Linked DNA regions of Homo sapiens: all the other regions are linked to region 3. A link is a contact called in ENCODE Hi-C or POLR2A ChIA-PET data. All regions are on one chromosome and are shown on one strand. The core of a region is the stretch at or near the end of the contact, and the rest is flanking DNA. Distances in the headings are between cores, read along the strand shown.

Region 1 (3,659 bases), core at 278-2,777, 300 kb before region 3:
ACATATATATACATATACATATATACACATATATACACACACACACACACACACACACACACACACACATATATATATATATATTTTTTTTTTTGAGAGACAGTCACGCTCTGTCGCCCAGGCTGGAGTGCAGTGGCACGATCTCAGGGCTTACTGCAAGCTCCGCCTCCCAGGTTCACACCATTCTCCTGCCTCGGCCTCTCGAGTAGCTGGGACGACAGGCACCCGCTAATTTTTTTATATTTTTTAGTAGAGACTGGGTTTCACCATGTTAGCCAGGATGGTCTCGATCTCCTGGCCTCGTGATCCACCTGCCTCAGCCTCCCTAAGTGTTGGGATTACAGGCGTGAGCCACTGCACCAGGCCAAATTTTGTATTTTTAGTAGAGACGGGGTTTCACCAGGTTGGCCAGGTTGGACTTGAACTCCTGACCACAGGTGATCCACCTGCCTCGGTCTCCCAAAGTGCTAGGATTACAGGCGTGAGCCACCGCACCTAGCCTATTTTTACTTTTTTTGAGACAGAGTCTCGCTATGTTGCCCAGGCTACAGTGCAGTGGTGCAGTCTTGGCTCACTACACCCTCCGCCTCCCAGGTTCAACTAATTCTCCTGCCTCAGCCTCCTGAGTAGCTGGGATTACAGAAGCCCACCAGCAAGCCTGGCTAATTTTTTTTTTTCTATTTTTAGTAGAGACGAGGTTTCACCATGTTGGCCAGGATAATTCTGAACTCCTGACCTCAAGTGATCAGTCCACTTCAGCCTCTCAAGGTGCTAGGATTACAGGCATGAGCCACCATGCCAGGCCTATGTATTTTGTTTTCGTTGTTGTTGTTGTTGTTTTGAGACGGAGTCTTGCTCTGTCACCCAGGCTGGAATACAATGGTGCAATCTCGGCTTACTGCAACCTCCGCCTCTTGGGTTCAAGAGATTCTCCTGCCTCAGCCTCCCGAGTAGCTGGGATTACAGGCACCTGCTACCACGCCCAGCTTATTTTTGTATTTTTATTAGAGACAGGGTTTCACCATGTTGGCCAGGATAGTCTCGATCTCGACCTCATGATCTGCCCGCCTCGGCCTCCCAAAGTGCTGGGATTACAGGCGTGAGCCACCGTGTCCGGCCCCAGCCTATTTTTTTTTAATAATTAAAAATTACGGCCAGGCACAGTGGCTCACGCCTGTAATCCCAGCACTCTGGGAGGCCAAAGCAGGCAGGTCACCTGAAGTCAGGAGTTCGAGACCAGCCTGGCCAACATAGTAAAACCCCGTCTGTACTAAAAATACAAAAATTAGCCAGGTGTGGTGGTGTGCACCTGTAGTCCCAGCTACTCAAAGAGGCTGAGGCAGGAGAATTGCTTGAACCCGGGAGGTGGAGGTTGCAATGAGCAGAGATTGCACCACTGCACTCCAGCCTGGGCAACAGAGTGAGACTGTCTCAAAAAAAAAAAAAAAAAAAAATGCCTGATCCGGTGGCTCACGCATGTAATCCCAGCACTTTGGGAGGCCAAGGTGGGCGGATCATGAGGTCAGGAGACCAAGACCAGCCTGGCTAACACTGTGAAACCCCATCTCTTCTAAAAATACAAAAAATTAGCCAGGCGTGGCGGCATGCACCTGTAGTCCCAGCTACTCAGGAGGCTGAGGCAGGAGAATGGCGTGAACCCGGGAGGCGGAGCTTGCAGTGAGCTGAGATCGCGCCACTGCACTCCAGCCTGGGCGACAGAGCGAGACTCTGTCTCAAAAAAAAAAAAAAAAAATTACTAAGGCCAGGCACGATGGCTCATGTCTGTAACACCAACACTTTTGGAGGCTGAGGCAGGAGAATTGCTTAAGCCCAGGAGTTCAAGGTCAGCCTGGGCAACATGGTGAAACCCCCGTCTCTTAAAAAAAAATACAAAAATTAGCCAGATGTGGTGGTGTGCACCTGTAGTCCCAGCTACTCAGGAAGCTGAGGTGGGAGGACCACCTGAGACCAGGGAGGTCGAGGCTGCAGTGAGCCATGACTGTGTCACTGCACTCCAGCCTGGGCAACAGAGTGAGATCCTGTCTCAACAACAACAACAACAACAAATTACTATGGAGTTATAAAAAGAGGCCGGGCATGGTGGCTCATGCCTGTAATCCCAGCACTTTGGGAGGCCGAGGCAGGTGGATCACCTGAGGTCGGGAGTTCGAGACCAGCCTGACCAACATGGAGAAACCCCATCTCTACTAAGAAAAAAAAAAACAAAAACAAAATTAGCCTGGTGGTAGTGGCACATGCCTGTAATCCCAGCTACTCAGGAGGCTGAGGCAAGAGAACCGCTTGAACCCAGGGGGAGAGGTTGCGGTGGGCTGAGATCATGCCACTGCACTCCAGCCTGAGCAATAAGAACGAAACTCCATCTCAAAAAAAAAAAAAAAAAAAAGAATGATGAAGTTCATTATATACTGATATGGACTCATTTCCAGGTCTAGAAAGCACAGTACATACGGCAGGCACACTACCATTTGTGTAAAAAAGGTACAGAACAAACATATACAGGTATTTACTTGCATATATATAAAATATCAAGGCTACAGAAGAAGCTAATAAAATTGGTTATCTATAGCCGAGGAACTGGGTAGCCAGAGATCAAAGCAGGGGTATAATTTTCAATGTAGACCCTCTTGTATCTATTTTTGAATTACATTAGTCTATTTCCTTTTCAAAATTTAGCTAAAAATTTTTCTAAAACCAGGAAATGACTAACAGTTGTAGCTCATTAATGGGATGTTGCGATTTATGAGTCAAACGACTCTTCAAATCACCAATTAGTGGCAGACACTCCTAAGGCAACGTAGAATATTAAACACATATTTAAAATTCAACTGTTCCTTTTCTGCCAGGATAGAAACCAGTAGTTTTTGTGTCTCTTGGTGGGGGAGTAGAGCCTGCCAGACTCCACAAGAGCTTCTCAGCTGCCTTAACACAAGAAAACCTCCGAGACAGCACCAATTACCCAATCAGCTATAATTACAGCTCATGTCGTAGCTCCACAGCCATTACTGCTCTGTCTCCACACATCTCCCAAGTCCCATTTCCCTAACCTTATGTTCCCTACAGGAATGAATTTATTCCCACAACAGCTAAGCTGTTGGCCAGATCACTCTGGCCCAGGTTTTTGCAGACCTGACTGGTTGGTCAAGAAAGGGTCCTCTCTGAAGATTTTCCAAAGAGACTTTGCCTCAATCCCGAGTTCAACTAAGCATGGAGTAACTTACCATCCTCTGAAGCCATGACCAGGAATTTCTCAGAAGTGAAAACCTGCTTTTTCTCATCCACAATCAACTGCCAGAAACTGCTCAGTTTGGCCTCTGCAAGAAACAAAAGGTTACCCCACGACGCAGCTCACCACATCCCCCAGAGCTGATCTACTCCATCCTGAAGCTGCTGGGGTGGGCTTTGCTGACAAACCCTCCTCTGCAGCAGGAGGCTCAGTGCTCTTCCATTTGGGGAACTGACCTCAGTCCTTCTGGTATCACCTCCTGTACGAAACTCTTCGGTGGCTCTCTGCTGCCTACAGGATCCTAGGTGAACTGCTTCTCATCCGGAATTCCCATCCACCCCAGGCGCCAAGCTGGAATACCTGAGGTTTACAGACTCTGGCTTTCCCTGCCCTTCCCTGACTGGGGCTGTTTGGA
Region 2 (3,245 bases), core at 405-2,904, 340 kb before region 3:
AGTGCCAGGCTCCGCCCGTGCCGAACCATCCAGTCAATGCCGGACACGTCCGCTGGGTGGAAGGACACGACTGGGATCAACCGGTATTTTACAGCATGTCCCCAGCACCCATGAGGCCCATGGGCCCACCCCGCTGGAGACCAGTGTGCTGACCCAGAGCACAAGGAAAACTCCAGGCCACATTCACATGGACCTCCCTGCTATCTTGGCAGAAGCTCCCCAAAGTGGCACATTAAGGAAAGTAAGGAAAGCCTGCTCATGAACCACTCCGGGCTTACAGCTGTGTTCTTTGAGCAGAGACACTCAGGGCTACGGGACCACTGCAAATTCAGTATTGTTTGTTTGTTTTAGAGACAGGGCCTCGCTCTGTCGCCCAGGCTAGAGTGCAGGGGCGTGATCAAGGCTCACTGCAACCTTCAACTCTTGGGCTCAACTGATCCTCCCACCTCAGCCTCCTGAGTAGCTGGGACTACAGGTGAGTGCCACCACCCCTGGCCTGGATTTTGCTTTAACTGCTGGATTCCCAAGGAAAGGACAGTCCAGTTGCTAAAAGATCCTCTGAGGGAGGGAGGGAGATGCCCGTCGACTCTTCGCTAGGGCTGAGAGGCCCAGGTCCCTGAAGGGGAACTCTCCAGTGTACTTACCCAGCAAGCACTGCTGTAGAACGGCACTAAGCTCCTCTTCAGTCAAAAAGGCACACAGTTCCCCTAGGCACCCGGCTGAGGAGATGCGAGTGTTGTCCTGACAGGGAAGAGAAGGGAGTGAGGGGGTGCAGGGAACAACACCAGCTGTGTGGGAACCAAGGCAGGCAGCTCTAGAGCCCAGGATGGACAGCAACAAAGAAGGTGGAAAAGCCAACTCAGAGACTCAAGATCCAGTCCTTCCTGTAGGCACTCGTGCTCCCCTGCCAGATTGGGCTGCCACTGGTATGGAGTTAAACATTACACAGCCAGCACTTCACTTAATTATAGAAAACCCCAGTGTGTATGCATATGGTAATCATCCTTGTAATAGCAGTAATAACTGTATTTACATAGCATCTTTCTTCTTAGGAAGGCTGAATGTTTCATATTTATTATCTCAATTACTATCAACAGCCCTGTGAGGCAGGGAGGGGCGGGAGGGGCAGGAGGGGAGGCACCTGCCCCCAGCCACCAGGGAAGCCGGCTAGAGACGGCCACTCTGAGCTCCTTTCTCCCACAGAGTTTGTGTCATCTTGTGGCCAGAATGACTCCTGCTATCTCCCTACTGCATGAGTGCCCCACTGCCACCGAAATTACTTGGGTTCATCCTAGGAAGTCAAACTAAAGCCACTAATCAAGCCAAGGAAGATAAGGAAAGGCAAGCACTTCCTGTTCAAATCAGAGCCAGGTACGCGAGCGGCTCCGTGCTCCTCCCTGGCCAGCTAACTATGGAATACCAAGAGAGGATTTTAAGTTATGTTCCTTATTACAGGTGCCAACTCAACATGTCCCCAAAACAAACCACCAACCAGGGACTCAATAACCCAAAAAGCTAATGCCAGGCTGGCACCCTGAACTGCCACCTTCAATCTGAGTGGAGGTTCAGAGGGTAAGAGAATGGACTGCCAGCAGTTTGGGCCTCTGAGCTCGAAGCAGAAGCCCAGGTGCCAAGCTAAAGCTGGCTCTGACACCGACTCTCTCCAACTTCATCTATTTTAAGCTGCACTGTGGTAAAATGCAAATATGTTTCAATACTAACTTTTGCTTGCACTGTACACATGACTCTGTAGAAGCCCTGAAAGACTGTGACCAAGACAGCAGACTTTCCTGTCTGTCCCCACAGAGAAGGCTGGGGCTGGAGTCCGACAGCTGGCGCCTGGGGACCAGAACTAGGCCTTTGGAGCCATGGGAAGTGCAGCAGCAAGTGTGTGTGTTGCAGGTGTGGGCAGGAGGAGTGTGTGTGGGTGTGTGTGTGTGTCAATGACGTGTAAAACCATGTGAGCCCAAAGGCCCTCTCCTCCTAGATTGGCCCTACAAAGTAAATTAGACCACAACAGAGGGCTGTCTGAAAAGGGAACAGAAAACTCTTCTCCATAGACTCAACTCCCTACTGGCCCCACAGTGCTCGCAGCCAAATATTTGACAGATGCTTCCAGACTAGGTGAGGCTGATGGAACTGGGACAGAACCAGGAGTCCAGGGCTTCTGGTTTGGACTCTACTACTTGCTGGGTATGGCCCAGACAAGTCTCACCCTCGAAAATAGACCTCTAAGACTTGCCACCGGGACACACCCTGGAGACCATTTATCCCACTACACACTAAGTTTCTTGAGGTCTGTGACCACGAGGTCTATGCACCTCTGGGATAGGCCCTTTAGCTCGGCAAATGTTTCACAAAACAATAAATAAACCTCTTCATTTTACAAAAGTGGAAATGAGAGGCAGACAGAGAAAGTGACTTCTTTAAGATCAGAGAGCAAATAGGTGAGAGGTCTGGGTCTCTACAAAGCTTACTTGCCTCATCTATAAAATAGAAATAACCGGCCGGGCGCGGTGGCTCATGCCTGTTAATCCCAGCACTTTCGGAGCCCGAGGCGGGTGGATCACCTGAGGTCAGGAGTTTGAGACCAGACTGACCAACATGGTGAAACCCTATCTCTACTAAAAGTACAAGTATTAGCTGGGTATGGTGGCGGACACCTGTAATCCCAGCTACTCGGGAGACCGAGGCAGGAGAATCGCTTGATAGGAGGCGGAGGCTGCAGTGAGCCGAGATTGTGCCACTTCACTCCGGCCTGGGTGACACAGCAAGACTCAGCCAAAAAACAAACAAACAAACGGAAATAACCAATATATCCACAATACCTGCCCCGTTTCCCTTGAAACCCGAGGAAATGTTGGTGAAGCATACAGGGTGATAGAAATGTCAGGAATGCTTATTACTACTGAGCTGTACTGGTTCTAACACAAAGTGAAGAACTCAACCTAAGGAGGAGGAGGGAAACCAGTGGTCCAGTGCTGCCACTAGTCCTGCCTGCAGCCGTACCTCATCGTGTCCCAGCATGCTCAGCAGGAGTGAGACGATGTTTTTCCGGATGACGGCATCCACTTTGGCCCCTGCTCCCTGAATCACAAACCTCAGGGCCTGCAGCATGGTGTCCCTGCAGAAGCAATGCACCGCCTTAAGCCCTGGGTGCCTCCACCACCACCCCTCCTGCCAGCGCAGGCTCGGCCCACAGCAACCCCTGGCCTCCTGGAGGCCACAGTGCTCCCTTGCCAGCG
Region 3 (3,550 bases), core at 368-2,867:
TTGTTAAAAATACTAAATACAGGCTGGGCGGGTTGCTCACGCCTGTAATCCTAACAATTTGATCCGCTGAGACGGGAGAATCACCTGAGCTCAGGAGTTCCAGACCAGCCTGAGCAACATGGTGAAACCCCTAATTTATCAATCTAAAAAAATAAGAAGGAAAGAAAAAAAGCTAAATACACACCATGGCACTTGACCCATAGCAACTGTTGAAAAACCACAATGGCACGGTTACTAAATAAGCGAGGCATAGCCTTCTCCGGCTTAGGGGTAAAAATGCCCAGTTCCGGTTTTGAGGCAAATGAGGAGATACTAGGGATGAGCTGTCAGAGTCGACTCTTCAGCCATCAACGCCTCGCGGTGCTTCCTGCCTGCCCTTCCTCAGATGCTCCCCTTGCCCTATCAATACGTCCACCCCAGGTAGGTCGGACACCCTACGAACATTCCGCGTTCCCCGGGAGCAAATGATGCTAGGAAAACAGGGTGCGGGCTCTTATTTGGCCGGAGTGGAGTGACCAGGTCAGCGCCGCAGCTGCTAACCACCACCAACCACAGTTTTGAAAGTTCCTGGGCTTTTTCCGGCCTGAGGGCCGACGCTGTTTGCAAAATCACAAGCACTCCTTAGAGCGGGGTTAGGAATCTAGAGTTTCCAAATCCCTGGAACCTTTAGCATCTCGCCAAGCCTCCCTCATCAAAGGAGGGAAGTGAAATCAGAGCCCCACTCCGGCTGTTTTAGAAGTTTTCCCGAATCCGTGATCCCTTTACAAAGCCCGGGCCCTGGCCTGCGGGGCGGGGCGCGCGAACGGCGAGCTATTCCACCAGAGATCCCTCCACGACCTCCAGCGGCATCCGCGACCCTGCAGCTTGCTCTCCAGCCACGGCGAGCACGGGCCGGGGGAGAGGCGAGCGGGAAGGGCGAACGGCGACCCCCGCGCTGCCCCGCGGCCGCTTCCCCCTACGGTGCTGCCCCAGGCAGGAGGCGGACAAGGCTCATTTGGACCCCCCGAGGCCGGTGCAGGCGGGCTTGGGCCCTCCAAAGGCTCAGCTTTTGGGTTTCTAAGTAAAATATTGGAATAATAAAAATAAAGGAAGTGACGACGGCGCGAAGGACGGCCCGGGCCTGCGAGGAGAGGCTGCCTCATCCTCCACCCGTGAGGGGGCGCCGTGAGGGGTCTGCGCGGAGGCGGGGGGAGGGGAGGCCGGGGGGAGGGGAGCCCTGGGGGAGGGGACAGCAGGGAAGGCGGGGGCCTCAGGCACCGAGGAGGAGAGGGCAGGGGCGCGGGGGCCTCACCGGGGGTCCTCGAAGCGCACGAAGGCGAAGGGCACGAGGCCGTGCCGGTTCTTGAGCTCGATCTCGCGGATGCGGCCGTACTTGTAGAACAGGTCCTCCAAGTCCTTCTCGCGCACGTCGGTCGGAAGGTTCCCCACGTAGATGCGCCCGTCGCCCTCGCCGCCGCGCTCGTCCGCCCAGCCCGACATCCGCACCGCCCGACGCCGCGGGCCCGCCGCAGCCCACGTCGCCGCCGCCGCCTCAGCACGGGTCCCCCCGCAGCGTCCCCGCGGGCTCCGAGGCGCTCAGCCGCACTGCATTGTGGGAACGCGGAGCGGAAGCGAAGGGGTCGGCGGAGGCAAAAGGAGTCCTCTTAAAGAGAACGCGGCTGCGACCATTGCGCGTGCGCGCAGGCCGGCGCCCCCTGGAGGTGCGAAGGGCCTTCGGGCGCTGACAGGGAGAGCCTGGGGCCGGGCCGTGTGGATGCCATCCCCGAGCGCGGTTCGCGCTCGGCTGAGGCGCTGGACAAGTGGCTTGGGCTCCCGCGCCTCAGTTTCTCTCTGTGGCGCCGCCTACCTCACAGACTTGTGAGCACTCACTGACGTGGGTAGCGCCCAGGGCCTGCGGGGCGCAGGAGAGCTGGAGTCAGGCGGAGACCGCAGGCTGACCCCGCAGCGGCCGGGCTGTCGCGGCCCCCACCTCAGGTCAGTAGGCCCCCGGGCCACCCTGTCCCCATTTTACAGTTGCTCAGAACTGACGGTGTCAGCATGAGATGGACTCCATAGCTTGGCCTTGAGTTTGTCGGAGTCGAGGGAGTAAGACTCTTAATGAGTATCACAGCGATCACTATAGAGTGCATCCGACTTGTGCTTTTCATCCTCTCCCGGGCAGAGTCTGAGGCCACAGAGGGGTCAGGAATGGAACCCAGAGCCATGCTCCCATCCTAAGTACTGAGTCCTTATGGAGCTCAGGTAGACACCCACCTTGGCACTTACTTTTCCACATTCACATCCCAGAACGCGGAGCATTGAACCCAGGGACCTTACAGTGAGGCCTTGCACCAGAAGACTTTTTGTTTGTTTTTGATACAGGGTCTTATTCTGTTGCTCAGGCTGGAGTGCAATGGCGCGAACACGGCTCACTGCAGTCTCGATCTCGCTGGACTCAGGTGATCCTCCCACCTCGGGGCGCCGTGAGGGGTCTGCGCTGCGTCCAGCTAGTTTATTTTCTATTTTTTTTGTAGAGAGGCTGGTCTCGAACTCCTGGGCTCAACCGATCCTCCAGCCTTGGCCTCCCAAAGTGTTGGATTACCGGCTTGAGCCCGGCGCCCGGCTGGAATACTCCTAACCTAAAGATTGTTCAGGCTGGGTGCGGTGGCTCACGCCTGTAATCCCAACACTTTGAGAGGCCAAGGCGGGAGGATCACTTGAGGTCAGTAGTTCGAGACTAGCCTGGGCAACATGGGGAAACCCCGTTTCTACTAAAAATACAAAAATTAGCTGGGCGTGGTGGCGTGTTCCTATAATCCCAGTTACGCGGGAGGCTGAGGCAGGAGAATTGCTTGAGCCCGGGAGGCGAAGGTTGCAGTGAGCCGAGATCATGCCACTGCACTTCAGCCTGGGTGACAGAGTGAGACTGTCTCAAAAATAAATAAAGATTTTTCATATTAAAAATGAAACCTGGCTGGGCGTGGTGGCTCATGCCTGTAATCCCAGCACTTTAGGAGGCTGAGGTGGGTGGATCACTTGAGGCCAGGAGTTCAAGACCAGCCTGGCCAACATGGCAAGACCCGCCCCCCTACTAAAAATACAAAAAAAAAAAAAAATTAGCCAAGCTTGGTGGCACGCCTGTAGTCCCAGCTGCTTGGGAGGATGAGGCACGAGAATCGCTTGAATCTGGGAGGCAGAGGTTGCAGTGAGCCGAGATTGTGCCACTGCACTCCTCCAGCCTGGGTGACAGAGGGAGACTCTGTCTCAAAAACAAGACAAAACAAAAACAAACAAAAAAAGGGACTAAAACCACACATTTAATCAGAAGGTAGTTGATTTCTCATTATACCATCTGAGCATTTTAAAATCAAAACAAACCAAAGACTAGACACCCACATATACTACTGAGTGTATATCTTTTTTGGAATACAAGTTGATAGTATACATCAGGCTTTCATAATATACATATACCCTTCGATCTTGTAATTCTGCTTGTAGGATTTTTTGTTTGTTTGTTTTGAGACGGAGTCTTACACTGTCACCCAGGCTGCAGTGCAGTGGCGTGATCTCG

What was found. Hi-C counts contacts between places; a loop is a spot of excess contacts on that map. ChIA-PET counts read pairs that join two places held with the same protein, here RNA polymerase II (POLR2A). Pooled maps may share reads with other maps.
Region 1: a pooled map shows a loop between it and region 3 (5-fold over the local background). The contact joins the enhancer-like site here to the promoter of SRSF9 in region 3. A Hi-C loop is called at or near these places in 2 of 50 pooled maps. POLR2A ChIA-PET finds 5 or more read pairs at or near these places in 4 of 52 experiments (A673, H1, HEK293 and 1 more).
Region 2: a loop to region 3 is called in a pooled map, with 3 times the contacts of the local background. The contact joins the enhancer-like site here to the promoter of SRSF9 in region 3. A Hi-C loop is called at or near these places in 2 of 50 pooled maps. POLR2A ChIA-PET finds 5 or more read pairs at or near these places in 3 of 52 experiments (BJ, T-cell and activated T-cell).

Annotation. Positions count from the first base shown.
Region 1 is chr12:120,164,969-120,168,627 of GRCh38, forward strand. GCN1 (GCN1 activator of EIF2AK4) reads right to left here. Exons shown (of 58, transcript NM_006836.2): 16 at 3,240-3,332. Among named protein-coding and RNA genes, the nearest start is that of MIR4498, 11 kb to the left of the region's middle. RefSeq lists an enhancer at 1,964-2,013. Within about 2 kb of position 1,528, at least 3 of the 41 ENCODE cell types and tissues checked have a DNase peak (open chromatin) inside an H3K27ac peak, as active enhancers do.
Region 2 is chr12:120,131,282-120,134,526 of GRCh38, forward strand. GCN1 (GCN1 activator of EIF2AK4) reads right to left here. Exons shown (of 58, transcript NM_006836.2): 53 at 3,010-3,124; 54 at 645-741; 55 at 1-52. Among named protein-coding and RNA genes, the nearest start is that of RAB35-AS1, 16 kb to the left of the region's middle. RefSeq lists enhancers at 1,567-1,616, 1,827-2,026. Within about 2 kb of position 1,655, at least 3 of the 41 ENCODE cell types and tissues checked have a DNase peak (open chromatin) inside an H3K27ac peak, as active enhancers do.
Region 3 is chr12:120,468,131-120,471,680 of GRCh38, forward strand. SRSF9 (serine and arginine rich splicing factor 9) reads right to left here and starts at 1,618. Exons shown (of 4, transcript NM_003769.3): 1 at 1,292-1,618. The coding sequence starts at 1,479. It also overlaps a transcript of DYNLL1 not described here. RefSeq lists silencers at 857-1,026, 1,277-1,576.